Linked DNA regions of Homo sapiens: regions 2 and 3 are each linked to region 1. Evidence: chromatin loops called from intact Hi-C (ENCODE). Cell type or tissue: OCI-LY7. All regions are shown on one strand.

The links. A loop is a pair of places that touch in the nucleus more often than their neighbours do. Peaks named below come from ENCODE experiments on the same cell type or tissue, not always from the same donor. Only the 100,000 strongest peaks of a DNase experiment are listed, where the experiment ranks them.
Region 2: a loop joins it to region 1, with 5 times the contacts of the local background. A loop is called at or near these places in 2 of 110 quality-filtered maps.
Region 3: a loop joins it to region 1, with 8 times the contacts of the local background. A loop is called at or near these places in 12 of 110 quality-filtered maps.

What each region holds. Positions count from the first base shown.
Region 1 is chr11:122,752,814-122,760,813 of GRCh38, reverse strand. All of the region lies in intron 1 of UBASH3B (ubiquitin associated and SH3 domain containing B), which reads right to left. Among named protein-coding and RNA genes, the nearest start is that of CRTAM, 82 kb to the left of the region's middle. RefSeq lists a silencer at 5,392-5,545. In OCI-LY7, CTCF peaks have their summits at 4,029, 4,229, 5,856 and 6,064 (motif pointing right); DNase peaks (open chromatin) are centred at 4,193 and 6,093; H3K4me3 peaks cover 892 bases; H3K27ac peaks cover 3,343 bases.
Region 2 is chr11:122,850,580-122,858,579 of GRCh38, reverse strand. It overlaps CRTAM (cytotoxic and regulatory T cell molecule), which reads right to left. Exons shown (of 10, transcript NM_019604.4): 3 at 6,735-6,887; 4 at 4,494-4,637; 5 at 2,724-2,885. Among named protein-coding and RNA genes, the nearest start is that of CRTAM, 16 kb to the right of the region's middle. RefSeq lists enhancers at 1,855-2,064, 5,979-6,038. In OCI-LY7, CTCF peaks have their summits at 4,415 (motif pointing right), 6,630 and 6,846; DNase peaks (open chromatin) are centred at 4,409 and 6,769; H3K4me3 peaks cover 718 bases.
Region 3 is chr11:122,576,570-122,584,569 of GRCh38, reverse strand. It overlaps the pseudogene RNU6-592P. Among named protein-coding and RNA genes, the nearest start is that of TRK-TTT2-1, 21 kb to the right of the region's middle. In OCI-LY7, CTCF peaks have their summits at 3,316 (motif pointing right), 3,939 (motif pointing left), 6,021 and 6,220; DNase peaks (open chromatin) are centred at 3,329 and 3,869; H3K4me3 peaks cover 518 bases.

The sequences.
Region 1 (8,000 bases):
TACTTTTTAAACTCTTCATCTCCAAAAACATGTTTAGACTCCTTAGCATGGCATGCTGAGTCCTCCATGGCCTCACATCTGTCTCCTTCTTCAGTTTCACCCTCAAACATTCTGCTCCCTGGTTCTTCTCTCACACTTAAAACCTTTCTCTGGGGCTGGGTGCAGTGGCTCACACCTGTAATCCCAGCATTTTGGGAGGCCAAGGTGGGTGGATCACAAGGTCAGGAGTTCAAGACCAGCCTAGCCAACCTGGTGAAACCCCGTCTCTACTAAAAATACAAAAAAATTAGCCAGGTGCGGTGGTGCATGCCTGTAATCCCAGCTACTTGGGAGGCCGAGGCAGGAGAATTGCTTGAACCCGGGAGGCGGAGGTTGCAGTGAGCCAAGGTTGAGCCACTGCACTCTAGCCTGGGTGACAGAGCAAGACTCCATCTCAAAGAACAATAACAAAAAAAAAAAAAACTTTCTCTGTTGGTTCCTTTTCCTGCAAGGCTAACTCCACCCTCAGTTACCTGGCTAGCTCCTGCCTATCCTTTAACACTCACTTGCATTTCATTTCCTCCAGGAAGTGGTCCCTACCTGTCTGGGCACCCTTACCAGCCAGGCGGTTGTATCATAGCACCTTCCAAATTATATTTAAAAGATCTGTCTTTGCAATAGACCATGAGCTACTTGAAGCAGAGACCATTTCTTGTTTTCTTTGCATCTCTAGTAGCTGGCACATAGTAGGTGTTAAAATTTTAAAAATATGAACTTCCTGAAGATGTTAAAGGTATATGTATATCAGTGTGGCAGACAGACCCTTGGTGACACCTTAGTAATCCTAACTTCTGGTGTTCACTCCTTTGTATAATTCCCTCCCCTCAAGTGTAGGTGAGACCTATGACTTACCTCTATATGGCAAAGGTGATGGAATCACTTGTGCTATTCCATTATGACACACATAAGACACATCTAAGTCAGGTGTCTCCAACCCCTGAGCCACAGATGGGTACTGGTACGTGGCCTGTTAGGAGCCAGGCTGCACAGCAGGCAGGCAGGCGAGTGAGCATTACTGCCTGAGCTCTGCCTCCTATCAGATCAGTGGCAGCATTAGATTCTCACAGGAGCACAAACCCTACTGTGAACTGCACGTGCAAGGGATCTAGGTTGCAGGCTCCTCAGGAGAATCTAATGCCTGATAGTCTGTCATTGTCTCCCATCACCCACAGATGGTCCCAACTAAGTCAGGGGTCTCCAACTAGACGGTCCCACCTAGTTTCAGGAAAACAAGCTCAGGGCTCCCACTCATTCTACATTATGGTGAGTTGGTTGTATCACTATTTCATTATATATTACAATGTAATAATAATAGGAATAAAGTGCACAATAAATGTAATGCACTTGAATCATCCCCAAACCATCACACCACCACCCGGGTCAGTGGAAAAACTGTCTTCCACAAAACCGGTTCCTGGTGCCAAAAAGATTGGGGACCACTGCTCTAAATGACTCGCTTTCCTGCTGGCCAAGGAGAAGCAGCATGTTGTGGACTGCCTATGAAAAGACAGCCACGTGGCAAGGAACTGCAGGCAGCCTCGTTAGGACCTGAGAGTGGCTTGTAGCCAACATCCAACAAAAAGCTGGGGCCCTCAGTCATATAACCAAAAGGAAATGACTTCTGCCAACAATGTGGGTGAGCTTATAAGTGGATCTTAGTCAAGCTTTCTGGTGAGAACACGGCCTGGCCAACACCTTGACTGCAATCTTGTAAGACTGAGCAGAGAACCCAGTCAAGCCATGCCTGGGCTCCTGACCTACAGAAACTGGGAAAATGTGTGTTTTAAGCCACTAAAGTTAGAGTGCTGAGTCATAAAAAGTGAAAACACCTAGCTTTTCAGGAAGAGTGAAATAGGAAAGGAAGAGTGAGCATTGGCTGAAATGACCTGGTATGACCAAGCTCAGCACTAAAGGGTAACCTAGGCATTTAATGCAAGAGATGGAAGATCCCAATCCCATAACCAGTGGAAATTGCTGATCTGAATTCATTGCATTTCGCTCCTGCCATCAGTTAAAACTTGATTTAAGTCCTTCTAGGCTGAGAGTTAAAGCTTGGCAACTTAAGGGAGGGAGTAGAGTGGCGTGGAGTGGCAGGTGCATCTACTTATAATCGCACAGACCTAACCCATCTAATCTCAGTCCCCACATATGTAAACGAAAGGAGATTCACACCAGCTGTTAGGGTTATGTGACATGCTTAGCTCTGAGTTTGGCACAGGGTCGGTGTTCTACGGCCACTGGGTGCCCCCTCCGCCCCCACCACTGACTGCCCTTTCCAGCTGTCCCGACTCTAAGCAGGCTAGGCCTGTCTGGGAAGCTCCTGGAGGGAATCTTTTGGTAAAACAGTTCCTGGCAGATGCTCTGGAGGCTTACTCTGCAGCTGAAATCTCAGGAAATTCTACTCTGCCCGTTCCACCACTGCTAAGCTGCTAAGAAAGGTTACGCTCAATTTCCTGAAATTATTTACTGCATCCCCCTTTATGGGAGTACTTTACATATTATAAATGGGACTTGACCAAACACGCCAGGAAGTGAGAGGGGTCCAAAACTCTCTAGCCAGCCGTGTGTCTGCTGGCCCAACTACGATACCCCCCAGACCGGCCCCACCCCCGGCCACATCTTCGCCTTCCTTCTGGGCCTCAGTTCCCAGCGCTCAGGGAATCTGGCAATTTGGCACTTGGTAAAGACACCTAAGCCCTTGCCAGACGAAGGGCCCCCAGGAAGCTTCGACTCAAAAGGAGTGGTTGAGTGTTTAAAGAAGGTCTTGTCGGCCTGGTGCGGTGGCTCACGCCTGTAATCCCAGCACTTTGGGAGGCCGAGGCGGGTGGATCATGAGGTCAAGAGATAGAGACCATCAACATGGTGGAACCCCATCTCTACTAAAAATACAAAAATTAGCTGGGTGTGGTGGCAGGCGCCTGTAATCCCAGCTACTCAGGAGGTTGAGGCAGGAGAATGGCTTGAACCTGGGAGGCGAAGGTTGCAGTGAGCCGAGATTGCACCACTGCACTTCAGCCTGGCGACAGAGTGAGACTCTGTCTCAAAAAAAAAAAAAAAAAAAAAAAGGGAAAAGAAGGTCTTGTCTTCCCATTGGGCTTCTGAGCACTCAGAACTCTTACCCCTCCTGAGCCCTCCTCCCTCAATGCCTTAGGAGGGAGGAAAACAGGGACTGAAAGGTGATTATTAATTGTATACTATGGATTGAGAATATACAGCCCATTTGTTTAACACAACACAGCATGAAATATCTAGATGTATCAGGTATATGCTGTCTTCATTCATTTGTGCTTCTACGACAAAGTGCCATAGACTGGGGTGGCTCATGGACAATAGAAATGTATTTCTCACTGTTCTGGAGGCTATCGGACCAAGCTCAGGGTGCCAGCATGACTGAGCTCTGGGGAGGGGCCCCTTCCAGGATGCAGACTGCCAACTTCTTATAGCCTCACACAGTGAAAAGAAGGGGAGAGAGCTCTCTGGGGTTTCTTTCACAAGGGGACTATCCCGTTCATGAGGACTCAACCTCCTGATATCATCACCTTGGAGGTAAGGATTTCAGCATATGAATTTGGGGGGAACACAAATGTTGAGTCCATAATATCTACAGTAACATGCCCAGTACTGCATCGGGACATCCCTTGGTGTGACAGTAAGTGCATGTGCGTGTAGGCAAAGATACTTAGGTTCTGATTTTAGATCGAATAATAGTATATATATTAAGATACGATATTTAGGATACGATGCTCACAGAATTTCAGGCCTTGGAGACTAAGATCACTTACTTCAATCCTCTCACGTTACAGATGAGGAACTAAGACCCGCGGAGGCAAGTGATTTGATGGGGACAGGAAGCCAGGTCTCCTAACTCCCCAAATTGTGCTCTTGGCACATTACCATGCTGAGTCTCTGTCTTTTTTGCTTAGACTGTGCTTCTTAATTTCCACTGGATCGAGTGCAACCTCTTTGGTCCAGTGTTAATTTGCTGAGAGGCTTGAGGACCCCCTTCATAGGGAGCAGCCTAAGAGATGACCACTCAGCTTGCCTTTGGCTCTGCAGTATGGTCATGGCAGGGGAGATGGGTTGTTCCTGTTCACAGCTTAGCCCTCCTTGCCTGAGGTCTAACTTCCTCCTTTGACTTCCTCCACAGTGGCTGCCCCTAGGGCCTACCACAGCCCTCCACACTGGGGCACCACAGCCTTTGATAGAAGCTAGAACCATCAGTAATGTGAAAGAGGCAGAAATGGCCCCTTCCCTGACATTTAGGAACCAGACACTGGAAATAAATGGGGTGTAGAGGGGATGAGGCAGGAAAAAAAGGCAGTGTAAGAAGGACTGTGTATCTTGCACTGTACTAGGCACATTTGCTCATGTAGCAATATTTTATTTAATCCTCAGGGCAGGCCTTGAAGGCAAATTTTAAAGACCAGGAAGCTGAGGCTTAAAGAAAGAGGCAGTATTAAGCTTCAGCTTACAAATGTGCAAGGGTAAGAATCCAGTTACTGGCTCTAATTATCGAGATGTAGTCAGTTTCACATTTCTGGACTACAAAGAGGACTCAATTCAGCTCTAGGTAACTCTCCATGGTTGTCAAGGCCAAAAGCTCTTGAGAATTTTCCTCATAGTTCATTCTTATTGCCACACTCAAATGCTGCCCCTGAATACAGTCAGCCTTGATTCCTGTTAGGCCAACACGTGTTAATGCTTATGCCTAAATCGGGATGGATTCCTTCCGTCCTAATTAATTGACCCTCTTCCATAACCAGCTCATGAACTGCCCAGGAACTCCTGTGTTCAGTGCCTTCCGTGGTAATGGGGAGAGGAACACTGCAATGTTTAGGTACAAAAGACTCCTGTAATTAGCTCTAAGCCCCAGGAAACAGACAATCAAATTAATCAGTGAGTATGGGAAAAAAGCAGATTATAATTAATTACCTATGTTTATGCCAGGGTTATCTTTAGCCATAAGTTTTCTTTTTTATCTTAATAGATACCCAATCTTAAAATTATCGGACCTCGGGCCTGAGTCGACAAAGCCTGAGTTGACAAAGCCTAATTTGACTTCTGTCCCCAGTTCAGAGGAGGATCCGAAATGAGTCAATTCTCCCTGCCTTGCTTCCTCCTTACTGATATGGCCTCCCTCACAGAGTGGGAGGGAGAGATAAGCAGCTCAGGGCTGAGAGCCGCTTTGGTACAACCCAGGAGCAGAGAGCATGCCTTTTCCCTGCAGAGCCATTTTCATTCATGGTGGAGGCTTTTTTGAACCTGGCCAGGCAAAGCTCCTCGGTGTCAGACCAGCACTCCATGTGGCCACACCCTCCTGTCCCGGTTGTTCCCTCTGCTTGCCAAAGCGATAACCTGATCCTCGCTTTCCATAAGATAGAAGAAAATGTTCAAGTCTTTTCCACAGAAGGCTATAAGCCAAAAGGCCAACTGCTATGTGGGTTACCGGAGCCTTCTGCATGGGCGAGGTGGGAAACCGAGACTCTGAGAGATGGGAGTGGAGCTGCACGTCCTTGTGCTCATGTATTAAACTGAACTCCTGGTGACGTGCAATGTGAGAATGACAGTGGGTATTAGCTTTCACTACATATGCTTAAGAGCTCTGGGGCATCATTGAAACCCACACAGAGATTATTCAGCGTTGAACCATGAAAAGAGAGAACCGTGTAGTCTGACTTCTCTCCATTGCATGGTGGAGGGAACCAAGGCTTAGAGAGAACAATGGCTTCTTTAAGGTCCCAGTGACTTGGCGCAGAGCTTACATTTAAGTCCGTGTCAAGTGCCCATTCCACCGCTCCAACGTGAGCCTTCTTTCCACCCCTTTTGACTATCGTGCAGCTCTAGGAGGAGGACCGAGCTGGTGGTAGAGTCAGGGGTCTAGTCCTGCTCTGTCACTAGCGGTATGACCTTGGGCAAGTCCTCCAACCTTCCAGGGGTCATGAAAAATGAAAAGGGGCTTACGTGGATCTCAAGGGCCCCTTCCAGCTCTGATAGCCTATGAGTTTCTGTGTGCTGCGGATTCTCTTCTTTTTCTGTCCACCAGAGGGAGGAAGTTGGGCGGTTTCCTTAACCTTAGATCACCATGAGTGGCTGAGGTGTGGGCTGATGATGAAGAACAGCCTTCAGGGAGTAAGGGGTTCATGGAGAATCCTCAGTGGGAACCAAGGCCAGATGCCAAAGCAGGAATCACACTCACAACACCCAATGCAACATAAAGCAGCCATTTCAAACTCTAGCACCTCCTTCCAGGTGGCAGCCTCAAGCCTAATGCTGTTCATCCCAGCTAGAAGATACCAGACACTCACTATCCAAGCCACTCATGCATGGACTGACCATCCAGATGTCCTCCCAGATGTAATACAGGTTGGGATCCTCCAATTACTGTTCTATGTTCACTAGTAAAGACCCCAAAAGAATGATTCTTCAGGAAAATGAGTTACCAATTTTAGCTCATCAGGAAGACAGTTTCCTTGAGCAGAAGACAGAGAAGCCTGAAACATCCGTCTTCACTTCTGGAGTGGCATTGATAAGCCAGAAAGGCAGGCTCCCTTTTTCCTAGGAAAAGACTCATTTCCCCTGTAATTTGTCTTTGTTAGCAATTGAGGGTAACCTTTGGAGTTCTCCTCACTATTGACTGTAAAACCATTCCATTAGACGTGCAGCGGCCAAAATGCTAACCACTAGCCACATGCTGAATAAAACTGAACATTCAGTTCCACATCACACTGGCCATGTTTCAGGTGCTAGTGGCTACCATGTCAGAGAGTGCAGATATGAAACCTTCCCATCATCACAGAACATTCGGCTGGACATCGCTGCACTAGGAGTTTCACAGGGAAGGCACTTGATTTGTCGAATGCATTTATTGAATTCATGGATAGACAGTTTAGATAGGGCAGGGAATACTGTAGTATTCCCTGGTGAAGGCATGTTAATCCTTCAAAATTATGCAGCAGGTTTCTTTTAAGAAACTCAGGGTTGGCCGGGCACGGTGGCTCACGCCTGTAATCCCAGCACTTTGGGAGGCCGAGGCAGGTGGATCATCTGAGATCAGGAGTTCGAGACCAGCCTGACCAACATGGAGAAATCCCGTCTCTACTAAAAATACAAAATTAGCCGGTGTGGTGGTGCATGCCTGTAATCCCAGCTACTCGGGAGGCTGAGGCAGGAGAATCGCTTGAACCCGGGAGGAGGAGGTTGCAGTGAGCTGAGTTCGCCATTTCACTCCAGCCTGGGCGACAATAGTGAAACTCCATCACCAAAAAAAAAAAAAAAAAGAAAGAAAAAAGATAAAGAAACTCAGGGATTTTTCTTTTCTTTTTTTGAGGTGGAGTCTCACTCCATTGCCCAGGCTGGAGTGCAGTGGCACAATCTCGGCTCACTGCAACCTCTGCCTCCTAGGTTCAAGCCATTCTCCTGCCTCAGCCTGCTGAGTAGCTGGGAGTACAGGCACACGAAACCACACCCATCTAATTTTTGTATTTTTAGTAGAGACGGGGTTTCACCATGTTGACCAGGAGCCAGGCTGGTCTTCAACTCCTGACCTTAGGTGATCCGCCCGCCTCGGCCTCCCAAAATGCTGGGGTTACAGGCGCGAGCCACAGCACCTGGCCAGAAACTCGAGTTTTTTTTTTTTTTCTAGTGTTCATACTTGAAGATGTTTTTTGAGCATTCATATGTATTTTCCTAGGCTGAGCGCTACCAGGAATATGAAAAACAACAACAATAAGAGAAGAGGCAGCTGAATGTATTGGGAGGAACAGAGGATTGGGAAAGAAAAGACCCAGGTTCTAGCACGGGTTCCAAACAGAAGGGCAGGTGAGGTCCATCAGCCCCTTTGAGTCTCAGTCTCTTCAGTCGGTAAAATGAGGGTAATAATAATACTATCCTCAAAGGTTGGTTGTTTGTATGAATCACATGAAAATATAACGGAACACACTCTGGAGACTATCAAGGGTTAG
Region 2 (8,000 bases), 98 kb before region 1:
CCAGCCTGGGCTACAGAAGGAGACCTTGTCTCAACAAGAACAACAAAAAGAGCCAGGTGTGGTGGTTCATGCTTGTAATCCCAACACTTTGGGAGGCAGGCAGAGGTTGAGGGATCGCTTGAGCTCAGGAATTCAAGACCAGGCTGAGTAACATGGCGAAACCCCATACCTACAAAATATATGAAAATTAGCAGGGCGTGGTGGCTCATGCCTGTGCTCCCAGCCACCCCGGAGGCTGAGGCAGGAGGATCAACTTGAGCCTGGGAGGCAGAGGTTATAGCGAGCCAAGACTGTGTCACTGCCTTCCAGCCTGGGCAACAGAGTGAGACCGTCTCAAGAAAAGAAATAAATAAATGATAATTCTGAAATCTGGGTGAGGTGGCTCATGCCTGTAATCCCAGCACTTTGGGAGGCCAAAGAGGGAGAATTTCTTGAGCCTAGGAGTTTTGAGACCAGCCTGAGCAACATAGGGAGACCCCGTCTCAGCAAAAATTTAAAAATTAGCCAGATGTAGTGGTGCATGCCTGTAGTACTAGCAACTTGAGGGGCTGAGGTGGGAGGACTGATTGTGAACCTGGAAGATTGAGGCTGCAGTGAGCCGCGATCACACCACTGCACTCCAGCTTTGGTGAAAGAGTGAGACCCTGTCTCAAAAAACAAAACAAAACATAAAAACAAAGATAGCCTATTCAAAAATCAATTCCTGTTGCTCTACTCTCTTTCTCGAAGCATCACACTGTGGCTTTTTCAGAGGAAGGCACTTCTTTCCTCAGGACCACCCTAGTCCTGGTGCTGGCATGACCCTCACTTTACCCAGGTCCTTCCATGCAGAGCACAGGAATGAAAGGGGTCAGAACCCTTATGTGTAAATGTGTTTTAAAGCATCCTCAGCTAGTAATATTTTTTACCTAATTGGGTGAACAAAATGTTTGTAACATCTATATGTCAATATAGTAGCAGCTAGCCAAATGGAAGAAACAATGAACTAATGGAAGCTATCAACAGCTGATGCTGGCGTTTCTCTTTGAATACTATTTGGAGATCTGGCAATGAGTACAGCAAATAGATCACAAATAAAAATTAAGTCTTAGCCTATTATTCTTATTATTATGAGACAGAGTCTCGCTCTGTTGCCCAGGCTGGAGTGCAGTGGCGTGATCTCAGCTTACTGTAAACTCCGCCTCTCGGGTTCAAGCGATTCTTGTGCCTCAGCCTCCCAAGTAGCTGGGATTACAGGCGTCCACAATCATGCCCAGCTGATTTTTTTATTTTTAGTAGAGATGGGGTTTTGCCATGTTGGCCAGACTGGTCTCGAACTCCTGACCTCAGGTGATCTGCCCGCCTCGGCTTCCCAAAGTGCTGGGATTACAGGCGTGAGCCATTACGCCTGGCCTTAGCCTATTATTAAAAACATCTTTAGCTATAATTTTGAGTCATACAGAGCTATAGCCGTAAAGGTGGAGAACTGCCATTTCCCCCTTCATAGTAATTTTTGTAGATGGCTTGAACAATTGCTGAAAATTAAGAATGCATTTTTTTCGACATTGTTGGTTCTCCTATTGAAGAACCTGAATGTCTTTAGGAAGCTTTTAGATACAGGCTCATCCCCCACATGCCCTATGCTTCAGTTCTACTGCTGGAGGTGGAGGCGTGGGGTGGGGATGACTCACAGAGGGGTGGGGGTGGTTGTGTAAGGTTACTGTACAGCTCGGTCTGTAGGTCCATGAGTCTTACAGTGCAGCTTCTGCAATGACTACTTTTGGTTTGGTGAGAAAGTGACCCATGGAAAGTTTGTGGTAGTCAGAGGGGGCCTGTTAACCGCAGCCACAGCCCCCACAGGGCATCACGGCAGCTTTCCCACAGTGAGGTTCTCCTAAGCAAGCTTGCCTTTCAGCATCAGCGATTTCGTCTGATAAAAGAGCTTTTTCAATAAATGCATTGTCATCCAACAGTTTCCTCTTTCACTGATGTGAGTAATTCCTTATACTTTAGGATTTGATTACACAGAGAAGTACCTTGTAAAACAGTGAAACTCAGAGTCCTACTAATTGCAGACTTCTTACAGGACTCATGCATCTTAAAGGATACCTCTTGGCTCAAAGAGTTGTGTACAGTTTTAAAATTATTTCTTGGACTTTTGGGGAAAGAATCATAGAATAGAGGTTCTGAGAATGGAGGCAACTCCTCTTCACATTTAATATTGGATGTTTAAAATGGTGTTCAACTCAGAATATTAACATGGTTAAACTAAAATCTTCAAAGCAATTATAACAATAAAATAAATCTAAACAGGAATTATGTCTTCATGTATCTGTGTGTTTCATATTCACATAAAATGATATTGACAATTTAGGTTTATTTCAGCTAACATTATCTCCTTCTGGGTCAAGTACAAAGATGCAGTATGATTCATATGATTACTCCAAAAACACAACAGCAATAAAACGATTTAAAGTCATTATCAAAAAGCAAGCATGACACTATTTGCATATGGCGCTGTGCTAGGCTTTCTGCTCAACTGGGGTTCTTTTGAACATTGGAATAGTTGGAATTCCGTCACTCACCTGGAGAAATTTCAATCAGTACAGGAATTTGCTATTAGGAAAGCTTTGTTGGCAGTAATCTTAATCTGAAGGACTCTGCCCACTGCATTTAATTTTGTTTGATAGTGTAATATTAAAGTAAATCAAAAATTATTCAAGAGAATCATTAGTTCTTCTTACCCAAATCTTCAAACCGGAAGGGTGCTACTAGTTTTCTCCCTTGCAGGCCTCTGTGTCGGATAATGCAGTCCACCGTTGAATTTTTGCCATAAGTGTGGATTATGAGAGTGCTGGTAGTATTACATTTCTTCCCATCAGTTTCAAATTCATGGAGCGTTCCACCTATGTAGCAATTTGAAGAGGTTATGGCTATTTAATGCTACTGGATGAGGTTGGTTCTATTAGAGGCCAATGGCCTTGACTTCATGGCAAACATTAGATTTCTAACCTCATTCTAACCTCAGCCAGTTCCCTTGTATAGGCTTGGTTCTGGTCACAAAGGCAAACAGATGAATGAGAGTAGATGATGGTTTTCTACAAACTTTTCACTACTGGAAAAAAAAATTCAAAGCTTAAGAAGGACAGCTTGATGTTGTTATGAAACACAAAGATCCAAGACCTTATTCTGGTTATATGAATAAGGCGAATTAAAGGGAAGTCTTATAATGAAGTAGAATTGGCACTGCCCTGGGAATCAGATCTGGGTTTAGGTCTTTTCTCTCTAGAACTCCATTTGGCCCTCAGTGTTCTCAACTGTAAAGGGTCCTTTGCAACTCTAAGAATGTTGATTACAGGCCGGGCGCAGTGGCTCACGCCTGTAATCCCAGCACTCTGGGAGGCCGAGGCAGTTGGAACACCTGAGGTCAGGGGTTCGAGACCAGCCTGGCCAACATGGTGAAACCCTGTCTCTACTAAAAATACAAAAATTAGCTGGGTGTTGTGGCATGCACCTGTAATCCCAGCTACTCCAGAAGCTGAGGTAGAAGAATCGTTTCAACCCAGGAGGCAGAGGTTGCAGTGAGTCAAGATCGTGCCACTGCACTGGGAGACAGAGTGAGACTCCATCTCAAAAAAAAAAGATGGTTGATTACATAGATATCAAAGGTAATGTCTGTTGAAATGTAAGCAAACTATAAACAGTACCCAGACACCATAATTAATTAGTTATTCTGTTTCAAAGGCTCAACCTTTAGGTGCTTTGTTACAAGAATATTTTTAATCTGTTCTTGTGGGTATGACACAATATAGTACTATACAATATAGGGAAGATCATATCTGTTCCAATTATATGTATTATGTTAAATATATTTTCGATTTTATATCTGGGAAAAAGTTTATGCTCACAGATATTATACTTCTTCTTTTTTTTTTTTTTGATAGAATTTTGCTCCTGTTGCCCAGGCTGGAGTGCAATGGTGTGATTTTTGGCTCACACCACAACCTCCACCTCCTGGGTTCAAGCAATTCTCCTGCCTCAGCCTCCTGAGTACAGGCATGCACCACCAAACCCAGCTAATTTTATTTTTAGTAGGGACGAGGTTTCTCCATGTTGGTCAGGCTGGTCTCGAACTCCTGACCTCAGGTGATCCACCCACCTTGGCCTCCCAAAGTGCTGGGAGTACAGGCATGAGCCATTGTGCCTCGCCTGAGATATTATACTTCTGTATTATACTTATTTTAGACAATTTTGTGAAATTTTAAGAAGTCATTATAGTTCACTTTAGATTTTTACCTGTTTTAAACAAAAACATTTTCAATATCTATGATTAGCCTTTCAAGATTAAGGCATAAAATTGATTGGTTGTAAGAATAACTTGTCTGGAAAAGAGCTGATGAAATATTAAATGATGTCTTCTGGCATTGTCTGCCACTAGAGGGTGCCAAAACATTTAAAAATCCCCTGGAAATTTGAGTAGGAAGGAAGACAAAGAGAACCATTTCTCCCCTTACCGGACACTTCCATGCTATTCCCAAGTAGCCAGGTTATCTGCGGAGGGGGCTTGCTTCTCATGGTGGAGCACATGAGTACAACATGTTCTTCTCCATTTTGCTTTCTGATAACTGAAGCTTCCAGGATTGGCTTGAAAGGAGTTGCTAGAACAAAATGGATTTTTCTGTGTTAATTAGATATGAGTCTGCATATCTCAACAAAGCACAGAGGCTAATAATCTGTAGGTGATTGTTATAGGGTATACTCTAATTAATGGGCTTTCTTTTTTTTTTTAGACTTAGTCTCCGTCGCCCAGGCTGGAGTGCAGTGGCACGATTTCGCCTCACTGAAACCGCCACCTCCCAGGTTCACGCAATTCTCCTGCCTCAGCCTCCTGAGTAGCTGGGATTACAGGCACCCGCCATCACACCCAGCTAATTTTTGTATTTTTAGTGCAGATGAGATTTCTCTGTGGCCAAGCTGGTCTCGAACTCCAGACCTCAATTGATCCGCCCGCCTCCACCTCCCAAAGTGCTGGGATTACAAGTGTGAGCCACTGCGCCCGGCCCATATTTTTTAACTTAATCTCTTCCAGAATACAGTCATGTTAAAGGGCTTTCATGTGCTTGCAAAGCTACTTTGGCTGAAGCCAGAATGTGTATTACTCAGTGTGTTGTTAGTCTCTGAAAATTCCCGAACAAGCAATGTAGCAACAATTCTTAAAATGTGGTATATGAGGCCGGGCGAGGTGGCTCACGCCTGTAATCCCAGCACTTTGGGAGACCAAGGCAGGCAAATCACGAGATCAGGAGATCGAGACCATCCTGGCCAACCAACATGGTGAAACCCCATCTCTACTAAAAATACAAAAATTAGCTGGGCATAGTGGTGCACGCCTGTAGTCCCAGCTACTCGGGAGGCTGAGGCAGGAGAATCGCTTGAACCTGGGATGGGGAGGTTGTGTGCAGTAAGCCGAGTTTGCGCCACTGCACTCCAGCCCGGGCAACAGAGCAAGACCCCATCAAAAAAAAAAAAAGGTGCATTTATCTTATAAAGGGCATGTTCGTCCTTTTTCTTTATACTTCTGTCTTGGAAATACTTTTTAGTTAGGCTTGCTTCTTCCTGTTTCCCATTCTACTTCCACTTCAGTCCAGAACTGAGCTCTTCCCCATTTACTTAACTCACCCATCTGCCATCAAGACCTTATAAAGGCACTTCTTAGCTCCAAATATACATTAGATGTGTTACTTGTTGGCAATACGAAGATGAAAAAGGTATGATTCAAGGAGCTAATAGTCTGGTGTGGCTTCAGCCCCTAAACTGTTAATGAAAAGATTATGTGTTGAGAGCAATGACAGAGTATACATGGGGTGTTATGAGAGCCCAGAAGGGCACACAAGCAGCTGAGCCAGGATGTGTGCTCCCTTACAAAAAGACAACGCTGAGCTGAGTCACAATGGTTCTCAAACCCCTCCCCGAGAGCCACTCCTTCTCAGCTACTTTCCCATCATGCCTTTACCGTATGGCAGGCACCACACTGCAGTAATTCAACAGGAGAAGTCTAAGACATTCATTTGTGTGATATGTGAGATGATGTTACTTAGAGATCAATAAAAAGCAATGTTTTTAATCGATCTGTTCTGCCACAAAAAACAAAACAAGTAAGGATAGACATACTGGACACAGTTGACCATCTGTAGAACTGAGTAAGTCCCAGGTAATTAGGAGGCTGTCACTTCCTATCCGCACCTCCCAATCCCGCCCTCCTACAGAAAAGAGGAATTGTTTGGCAGAGAGGATTTGAGCAGATCAAGCAGTGCAGCTACATCTGAATTCATTCTATCTTAGGATTTGCTGTCATGAGGTTCCACTTCATTTGCATACATGTTTTTCTTCCTGAGCTGGTGCGCAAACTCCTTATGGGCAGAGATTGTGCCTAATTCATCTCTGATTCCCGAGAACCTCACATGGTGCCTGGCGCATAGTCGCAGCTCATCAAATATCAATTTTTCTTTTCTTTTAGTTCCCTGGAGAGAAAATTTAGTTGCTGTCAAAGACAAATTTCACAAGTTCACAGTTCAATCTTGGTCTTGCTTCTCAAAATGCTCTCTTCTGTTTCCTTTCAATAAAAGATGGCAGAGGTGTCCCAGGCAATTCCTTGCTCTAGGCAACATTTTTAAACTAAAAGGTTCAGTTTAAAAACGACATATCGTGTTCCTATCCATATTGCTCCCCTACTGGGTTCACTTGCAGGTACCTACCCAGCACAATCACTTTCACTTCCTTTGTGCTTACAGAGTCGCTGTAATGTAAGCACTTGTACACGCCTTCATCTTGCAGGGTTACGTTAGGCACAGTGATGGAGAGCTGATTGGCCGAGTGATGAAGAAGCTGGTATTTGGAATTTTTTAAAGCTGTACAAGAGGGAAATAGAGCTGTTATGAGGAAAGATATCCGATGAATCGTTGGCCTCTACCCAGTAGATGCCAGAAGCACTGCCCCGCTTTCTACATTTGGCACAATCAAAACTATCTCCAGACATTGTCCTATCTCCACGGGAAGGTAAGATCATTCCGGGTGGGGAACCACTGAGCTAGATCAAGCCATTCTGCTGCAGAAATCCGAGAGAGTCCCTCTTCTCCCAGTGTACCAAAACCAGAAACAAAACAACAAAAAGCATTATGTAACAGAATTATCTCTATTTAAAATTTTTTTCTCTCAGAACTTTTAACAATTAGTATTTACTTCTAGTTGATTTAGCTTGAAATAATATATTTCTTTATGTTAACATATCAGTATCTAATAATGCTTTCAAAGCATAACTTTTTTTTTTTTTTTTTAGAGACAGAGTCTTGCTCTGTTGCCCAGGCTGGAGTGCAGTGGCACTATCTCAGCTCACTGCAACTGTCATCTCCCAGATTCAAGTGATTCTCCTGCCTCAGCCTCCCCCAATAGCTGGGATTACAGGAGTGCTCCACCACGCCCAGCTAATTTTTTTGTATTTTTAGTAGACACAGGGTTTCATAATATTGGCCAGGCTGGTCTTGAACTCCTGACTTCAAAATGATCGGCCAGCCTCAGTCTCCCAAAGTGCTGGGATTACAGGCATGAGCCACCACGCCCAGCCAGCATGATATGCTTTAAGAGGCTCTGCTTTATAAATAAGACTGAAATGTGTTTTAGACTTTTCCAAGTATTTGGCAGTTAGCAATATTAAATGGAGACATAAAATGATCTAGGGTTTAGTAAAACCCTGCCTAACGTCAAAGAGATGAACCCAAGAGATTCTTAAGAGTCTTTTTCCATCTCAGACATCTTGTACTTTCTTCATGTGTGTTTGTGAAAAGAGAAATGACTGTCCTCATTTCCAAATTAATACATCCTGTCTATTTCTATTGCTTAAAAATCTTGATTTTATGTTAAGACCAACAGGAGAAGAAGAGCTATCTGGAAAGGAGCTTTGTAATGTGCCTTTGGATTGCTCAGATGGAAAACGAAGCAGCTGGCTTCTTATCTGGGGTGGTGGT
Region 3 (8,000 bases), 180 kb after region 1:
CACCATGTTGGCCAGGCTGGTCTCAAACTCCTGACCTCAGGTGATCCACCCGCCTTGGTTTCCCAAAGTGCTGGGATTACAGGTGTGAGCCACCATGCCTGGTGGTAGTTCTACAATTGTGATGGGATTATATGACCCTAGGAAGAAGATGCTGTTATTAATCATTTTCATATTACTGTAAATTAATTCAATGAACTAGCTTTCTTGAAAACTGACATAGCCTGGTATTGAAGAAAAGTGAGTTTTGATTGGAATGCAGGAATGGAGCATGCAATTTGGAAGTATGGGGGTATTTTTTATGAAAAGATTAGACTTGAGAGGATGAAGCCCCTCAAGAGGCACTGGTGAGGTTCTAGTATCTTCATGTTAAAGATGAGAAATCAGGTCAAGAAATCTCATCATGTATAATGTCACCCAGCTATCGGGGGAGTTCATCTGAATTTGAACTCAGGATTGTCAAATTCCCCAGTTTAGAAGAGAGGTGCTCTGGGAAGCAGAAGAAAAACACAAGAGGAAGGTGTATTAGACCATTTTCACACTGATAAAGAACTGCCTGAGACTGGGTAATTTATAAAGCAAAGAGGTTTAACTGACTCATAGTTCAGCATGGCTGGGGAGGCCTCAGGAAACTTACAATCATGGTGGAAGGGAAAGGGAAGCAAGGCACCTTCTTCACAAGGCGGCAGGAAGGAGAATGAGTGCAGGAGGAACTACCAAACACTGACAAAGACATCAGATCTCATGAGAACTCACTATCACAAGAACAGCATGGGGGAAACTGCCCCCATGATCCAATTACCTCCACGTGGTCTCTCCCTTGACATGTAAGAATCATGGGGACTACAATTCAAGATGAGATTTGGTATGAGTGAACTCCCATTCACAATTGCTACAAAGAGAATAAAATACCTAGGAATACAACTTACAAGGGACGTGAAGGACCTCTTCAAGGAGAACTACAAACCACTGCTCAAAGAAATAAGAGAGGACACAAACAAATGGAAAACCATTCCATGCTCATGGATAAGAAGAATCAGTATCATGAAAATTACCATACATCCCAAAGTAATTTATAGATTCATTGCTATTCTCATCAAGCTACCATTGACTTTTTTTTTCACAGAATTAGAAAAAACTACTTTACATTTCATATGGAACCAAAAAAGAGCCCAAATAGCCAAGACAATCCTAAGCAAAAAGAACAAAGCTGGAGGCATCACCCTACCTGACTTCAAACTATACTACAAGGCTATAGTAACCAAAACAGCATGGTACTGGTACCAAAACAGATATATACATCAATGGAATAGAATAGAAGCCTCAGAAATAACACCACACATCTACAACCATCTGATCTTTGACAAACCTGACAAAAACAAGCAATGGTGAAATAATTTAATAGGTGTTTTCCCAGCACCTATTTAATAAATGGTGCTGGGAAAACTGGCTAGCTATATGCAGAAAACTGAAACTGGACCCCTTCCTTACACCTTATACAAAAGTTAACTCAAGATGGATTAAAGACTAAAATGTAAAACCTAAAACCATAAAAACCCTAGAAGAAAACCTAGGCAATACCATTCAGGACATAGGCATGGGCAAAGACTTCATGACAAAAACACCAAAAGCAATTGGAACAGAAGCCAAAATTGACATATGGGATCTAATATAACTAAAGACCTTCTGTACAGCAAAAGAAACTATTATCAGAGTGAACAGGCAACCTAGAGAATGGAAGAAAATTTTTGCAATCTATCCATCTGACAAAGGTCTAATATCCAGAATCTACAAGGAACTTAAACAAATTTACAAGAAAAAAACAAACAACCCTATCAAAAAGTGGGCAAAGATATAAATAGACAATTCTCAAAAGAAGACATTTATGCGGCCAACGAACATATGAAAAAAAGCTCATCATCACTGGTCATTTGAGAAATGTAAATTAAAACCACAATGAGATACCATCTCATGCCAGTTAGAATGGTGATCATTAAAAAGTCAGAAAACAACAGATGCTGGTGAGGATATGGAGATACAAAAATGCTTTTACACTGTTGGTGGGAGTGTAAATTAGTTCAACCATTGTGGAAGACAGTGTGGCAATTCCTCAAGGGTCTGGAACAAGGAATACCCTTTGATCCAGCAATCCCACTACTGGGTATATACCCAAAGGATTATATATCATTCTACTATAAAGACACATGCACATGTATGTTTATTGCAGCACTATTTGCAATAGCAAAGACTTGGAACCAACCCAAATGTCCATCAATGATAGACTGGATAAAGAAAATGTGGCACATATATACCATGGAATACTATACAGCCTTAAAAAAGAATGAGTTCATATCCTTTGCAGGGGCATGAATGAAGCTGGAAACCATCATTCTCAGCAAACTAACACAGGAACAGAAAACCAAACAGGGCATCTTCTGACTCATACGTGGGAGCTGAACAATGAGAATACATGGACACAAGGAGGGGAACATCACACACCCATGGCTGTCAGGAGGTGGGGGGCAAGGGGAGGGAGAGCATTAGGACAAATACCTAATGCATGCGGGGCTTAAAACCTAGATGATGGATTGATAGGTGCAGCAAACCACCATGGCACATGTATACCTATGTAACAAACCTGCATGTTCTGCACATGTATCCCAGAACTTAAAGTAAAATAAAAATAAAAAAAAGAGAGAGGTTATACATATCTCTCTGAGTGGCTGAAAAGAAAAAAAAAAAGATGAGATTTGGTTGGGGACACAAAGTCTAACCATATCAGAAGAGAAGAGGATGCTGGAGCTTAGCTCAGTTACTCTGAAAATTTCCTTAGGCCAAGCTGAGGAGGTAGGGGGAAAACAGTACCTCGATATTTCCTTTTTCTGTCCCTGGGTCCTTTCCTAGGCTTTGTGCTCCCGGCCCAGAGGCCAAGACGAGAAAGGAATGGCAGGAAGATTTGGGACTTTTTATGCAGCCAGTCAAGTAAGGTCATTATGAGTCTCTTGCCCAAATAATAGCAGGGCCCTAGGGTAATTCTTTGGTTCCTAGACGCATGAATGGTCTGCTGTATTAACCGGAGCTGGAAGATGGTAAGTTTGGAGAGCAAGTGCTCACATGCTGTGCATCCGGACAAGACTGTGCTTCCGTGACTAAGGTCTATGAATACACCGAGCACGTGGTTGGGCCTGACACCCGTGTCAGGTACTGGTAGGAGCAAGCAGTACTGTGTAATGTAGTTCTTTGAGAGGAAGATCTCAGCCACCATCAGAAGCATAAAAAGAAGGGTTTTGTTTGCATTAAGTCTGGAAAGAAACAGTTCACACCACTGGGTGGCAGTATGGCGCGCCTCTTTGTTTTTCCTGAGTGGCAATACTGTATTTTCCAGACTTACTAAGGAACCATGTTCCTCTCGGCCATATATAACTACCCTTTGCTTCCTGTCCTGCTCCCTGTGTCTCTGTCCCTACGCATTCTGAGCGTCAGCTGTGTGTGTGTGTGTGTGTGTGTGTGTGTGTGTGTGTGTGTGTGGTTGTCGTTGTCAGTGGTGATTTAGGAGAGGAATAAACATTTCCGATCAGTTCCGTCTTCTTTCCACACATTGACTTTCTGTACCTCTGAACTGCTGGGTTAGGTCCTTGTTAAATCTTTATTAATAAAGATTTATAGTGAATAATAATAATTTAAAAAAAAACCGGCAAGCCTACACACAACACTCTTGGGGAAGTTCATCTCTAGACTGAGATGTAAAATACTTCTGCTGAAAATATTCTTTGGGGGAAAAACCCTAAAGACAAGAAGGGACGTATTCTTTGAAAGATGAACTGGCGCTGCTTTCCCAGGGCAGAGGCAGAGGCGGAGGCAGCAGCAGACGGCGCCAGAAGTTACCTGCAGAGCTGCCCTGCCATCTGGTGGACAAAGGGGCACCTGCAGCTTGCAAACCGAATTGCAGGGCTCCCAAGATTTTAACATTTTAAATTTTTTCCACACCTCACCTGGATCAAGATTTTTATGAATTATTAAGCAAAACGAGAGAACTATCAAACTAGCAAGCAAAAAAGCCAATAAAATCCCTGTTATATATAAAGTTTCGGTGCCGCAAAAGAAATAGCACTCGAATATAAAATTTTCTTTTAATTCTCAGCAAGGCAAGGTACTTCTATAGAAGGGTGTGCCCTTACAGACAGAGCAATGGTGAGCGCACACTTGGACAAGGGATGGGAAGGGGTTCTTATCCCGGTCGCACGTGGCCCCTGCTGCTGTGTCCTTCCCCTATTGGCTAGGGTTAGACCGCACAGGCTAAACTAATTCCGATTGGTTAATTTAAAGAGAGTAACGGGGTGAGTGGTTTGGCGGGGAAAAAAAATGGTTATGCAGGGCGGAGAATGAGTCAGAGAGCAGCAGGTAGCAGGTAATCTGAATAAGTCAGGGTGGAGCAGGTGATCGGAATGAGTCAGGGTGGAGTAGATAATCGAAAAAGGTTGCTTTACGAGGAAGTTAAGTTTAAAAGTAGAAGGCAAAGAATTGAACATACTGACATATTGATTCTTTGAAGAGAAATTTAGAACTTATATCTAACAGCCCGAATAAATAAATAAAGACAATGCATGGTTGCCAGCTTTTTCTTTTGCTAATATTTTAAAAAATTGCATCTATGTTTGGCGTCCTCTTACCTCTAAAGGGCAATAACTTCCAAAGAGCTTGTGTATGGAAGCTCCAAAAGCGAACGAGAAAGTGTTGTTTTTTTTTCCCCCTGAGAGAGAGAAAAAAAGGACAACCCTTTTAATTGAATATTTAGCTTAATGGAATGATTATTACATCTTTCTTATTTTTATAATTCTGTTATAAAGGGGTGAAAAATTTATCAAGTTTCGGTAGTGGTCTAAGGATTGATATTTGAGAACCACTGGTCTAAAAGACTTCATGCAAATATTTTATAAATATCTGAGAACTCTGAAATATTTCAGCATAGGGACTTGGAGTTAAAGCACTGTATTCAATGTATTCAAAATGGCCTTTAGGGCCCATTTTAAAGCAAATATTTTATTAAAAATTGCCATTATTTCACTTTTTTCTGAGTCTTGCGGATTCTTACTGGCCTCTCACATTTGTTTCATCTTTTCCTGGCTTGGGAGGCCATTGCCTGATTTCAGCGTCATCACAGCACTTTCCTGAGGGCTGCGTGTTTCTTAGGTTGTCTCTGTTGATTGTACAAATTAAGCTTGGGCACCTACCACTTGGTATGTGTGTCCTTATAAAGTGCATAATGTGCTTCAGCAGCACGTATACTAAAATTGGAACACTACAGAGAAGATTAGCATGGCCCCTGTGCAAGGATGACACACAAATTTGTGAAGCATTCCTTGTTTTTTTTTTTTAACAAATAAAAAGGTACGGCTGGGCACGGTGACTCACGCCTGTAATCCCAGCACTTTGGGAAGCCGAGGCAGGTGGATCACGAGGTCAGGAGTTTGAGACCAGCCTGGCCAACATGGTGAAACCCTGTCTCCTAAAAATACAAAAAATTAGCCAGCCGTGGTGGCGGACGCCTGTAATCCAGCTTGTAATCCAGCTACTCGGGAGGCTGAGGCAGGAGAATCGCTTGAACCTGGGAGGCGGAGGTTGCAGTGAGCCAAGATTGCGCCACTGCACTCCAGCCTGGGCGACAAGAGTGAAACTCCATCTCCAAAAAAAAAAAAAAAAAAAAAAAAAAAAAGATATGAGCTCTGGATCACATTTTTTGAGTTTGAAACCATCTCAATCATTTACTATGTGACCTTGGAAAGGTAATTAATCTTTTTGTGCCCATTTTTTATAAGAATTTGACTGACAATTGCACTTGATTGTGAAAAGAAAGATTCTAAATCCTTGGGTTTCCTGAGCAATAGAAATGTCCTCATTATTCATGAGCCCTTTGGACCATACCTAAATTAATGCCAGTGAGATGACTCAGGTTGGGAGCTGGTCATGTCAGAAAGACCAAACATGAGACTAGAGGGTTTGAGCTGTGAGTGGGGTGATATCCGTTTGACCTCTTCTGAGGAGATTTGAGGGGCTAGAGATTTAGTTTAATCATGTCACCAATGAGTCCATCAATCATGCTATGTAAGGAAATCCCAATAAAATCTCTGGACACTGAGGCTTAGTGGAGCTTCCTGGGTGGTGAACACATCTATGTGCTGGAAGGTAGCACATCCTAATTCCACAGGGAGAGGGCGCAAAAGCTCTGCATTCTGGACCCTTCCAGGTCTTACTCTACGGTCTTTTCATGTGACTGGTCCTGACTTGTATACTTACAATTAAGCTGTAATTACAAATATAGTGTATTTCTGAGTTTTATGAGTGATTCTAGTAAGTTATCAAACCTGAGAAGGTTGTGGGAACCTCTGAATTTGTATTCAGTTGGTCAGAAGTATATGGGTGGCCTGGGGACCACTGAACTTGTGACTGTCATCTGAAGCGAGAGCAGTATTAATGGAATCTGTGCCTCTTAACCCATGGGGTCTGTGATATCGAACTGTAGTACTGTGGTAACTTAGATTCCTCATTTGTAAAATAAGAATTCATGGCCAGGCGCGGTGGCTCACGCTTGTAATCTCAACACTCTGGGAGGCCGAGGCGGGCGGATCACGAGGTCAGGAGATCAAGACCATCCTGGCTAACACGGTGAAACCCAGTCTCTACTAAAAATACAAAAAAATTAGCCAGGCGTAGTGGCGGGCGCCTGTAGTCCCAGCTGCTCGGGAGGCTGAGGCAGGAGAATGGCGTGAACCCGGGAGGCGGAGCTTGCAGTGAGCCGAGATCACGCCACTACACTCCAGCCTGGGAGACTGAGCAAGACTCCGTCTCAAAAAAAAAAAAAAAAAATTCATAATTATATTTTCCTAATAGGATTATTGGGACACTAATTATATTAGTACATGCCTAGCTTTGGAAAACTATATAATGTTTGGATGGCAATTCTTCTAAAATTAACGGATAATCAAAAGCACAAACAATTGTTTTGCACCTCTAAACTTCACCTAACAGAAAAAACAGAAGAAAATATTAAGTATAATTTGAAAAGTGAAGCAATGAAGGGAATTCTTAAGCAGGTAGTAAAACATCGAATGCTACTACATTTAAAACATATATAGAGCTGCCAAAATAGAATAGTGGCACAGAATATAAAATTGCCTTTGCAGAAAAATTATAACTGAGAAAATGATGACAGTGAGAGAAATCTGACATGGCCGACTCCATCTTGCTTCTAGCCTCACAGGTTGGCTGTCTTTGCTCATTCCTGGGTGTGGTTCAAGCTAACTTTGGGAGAAACTTGTTTTATAGCTTAAATGATAATAGCCCTTCCCCAGAACTAATCTGTTCTTGTAAAACTAATGAAAGGCCACCAAGTTAGGATGAGAGGGGCTTGAATTCTAAATAAGTACCAGCCATTATTCTGGAGGTCATAAGATTTGCAACTTCCCCAATTACTCTTCTTTTTTTGAGAGAGAGAGTCTTGCTCTGTTGCCTAGGCTGGAGTGCAGTGACACAATCTTGCCTCACTGCAACCTTTGCCTCCCGGGTTCAAGCAATTCTTATGCCTCAGCCTCCCCAGTAGCTGGGATTACAGGCATGTGCCACCACACCCAGCTAATTTTTGTATTTTTGGTAGAGATGGGTTTCACCATGTTGACCAGGCTGGTCTCGAACTCTTGGCCTCAAGTGATCCACCTGCCTTGGCTTCCTAAAGTGCTGAGATTACAGGTGTTAGCCACAGCACCTGGCCCCAATTACTCTTGAAGATAATATAAGTATTGTAGAACCTAAGACTGGCCTTTTGAGATGTCTTTTCAGGTCTTTGCATTTCTGGCAATTGGATGGGCCAACCTGGATCTGCCAACCAGTCCTGTGGCCCTCACCCAGGAACCTACTCAACAAAAGAAGACAGCTTCAATTGCGTATGATTTCATCTCCAACCCCCTACCCTACTCCCTTGTCCACCAAACTATCTTTGAAAAACCCAT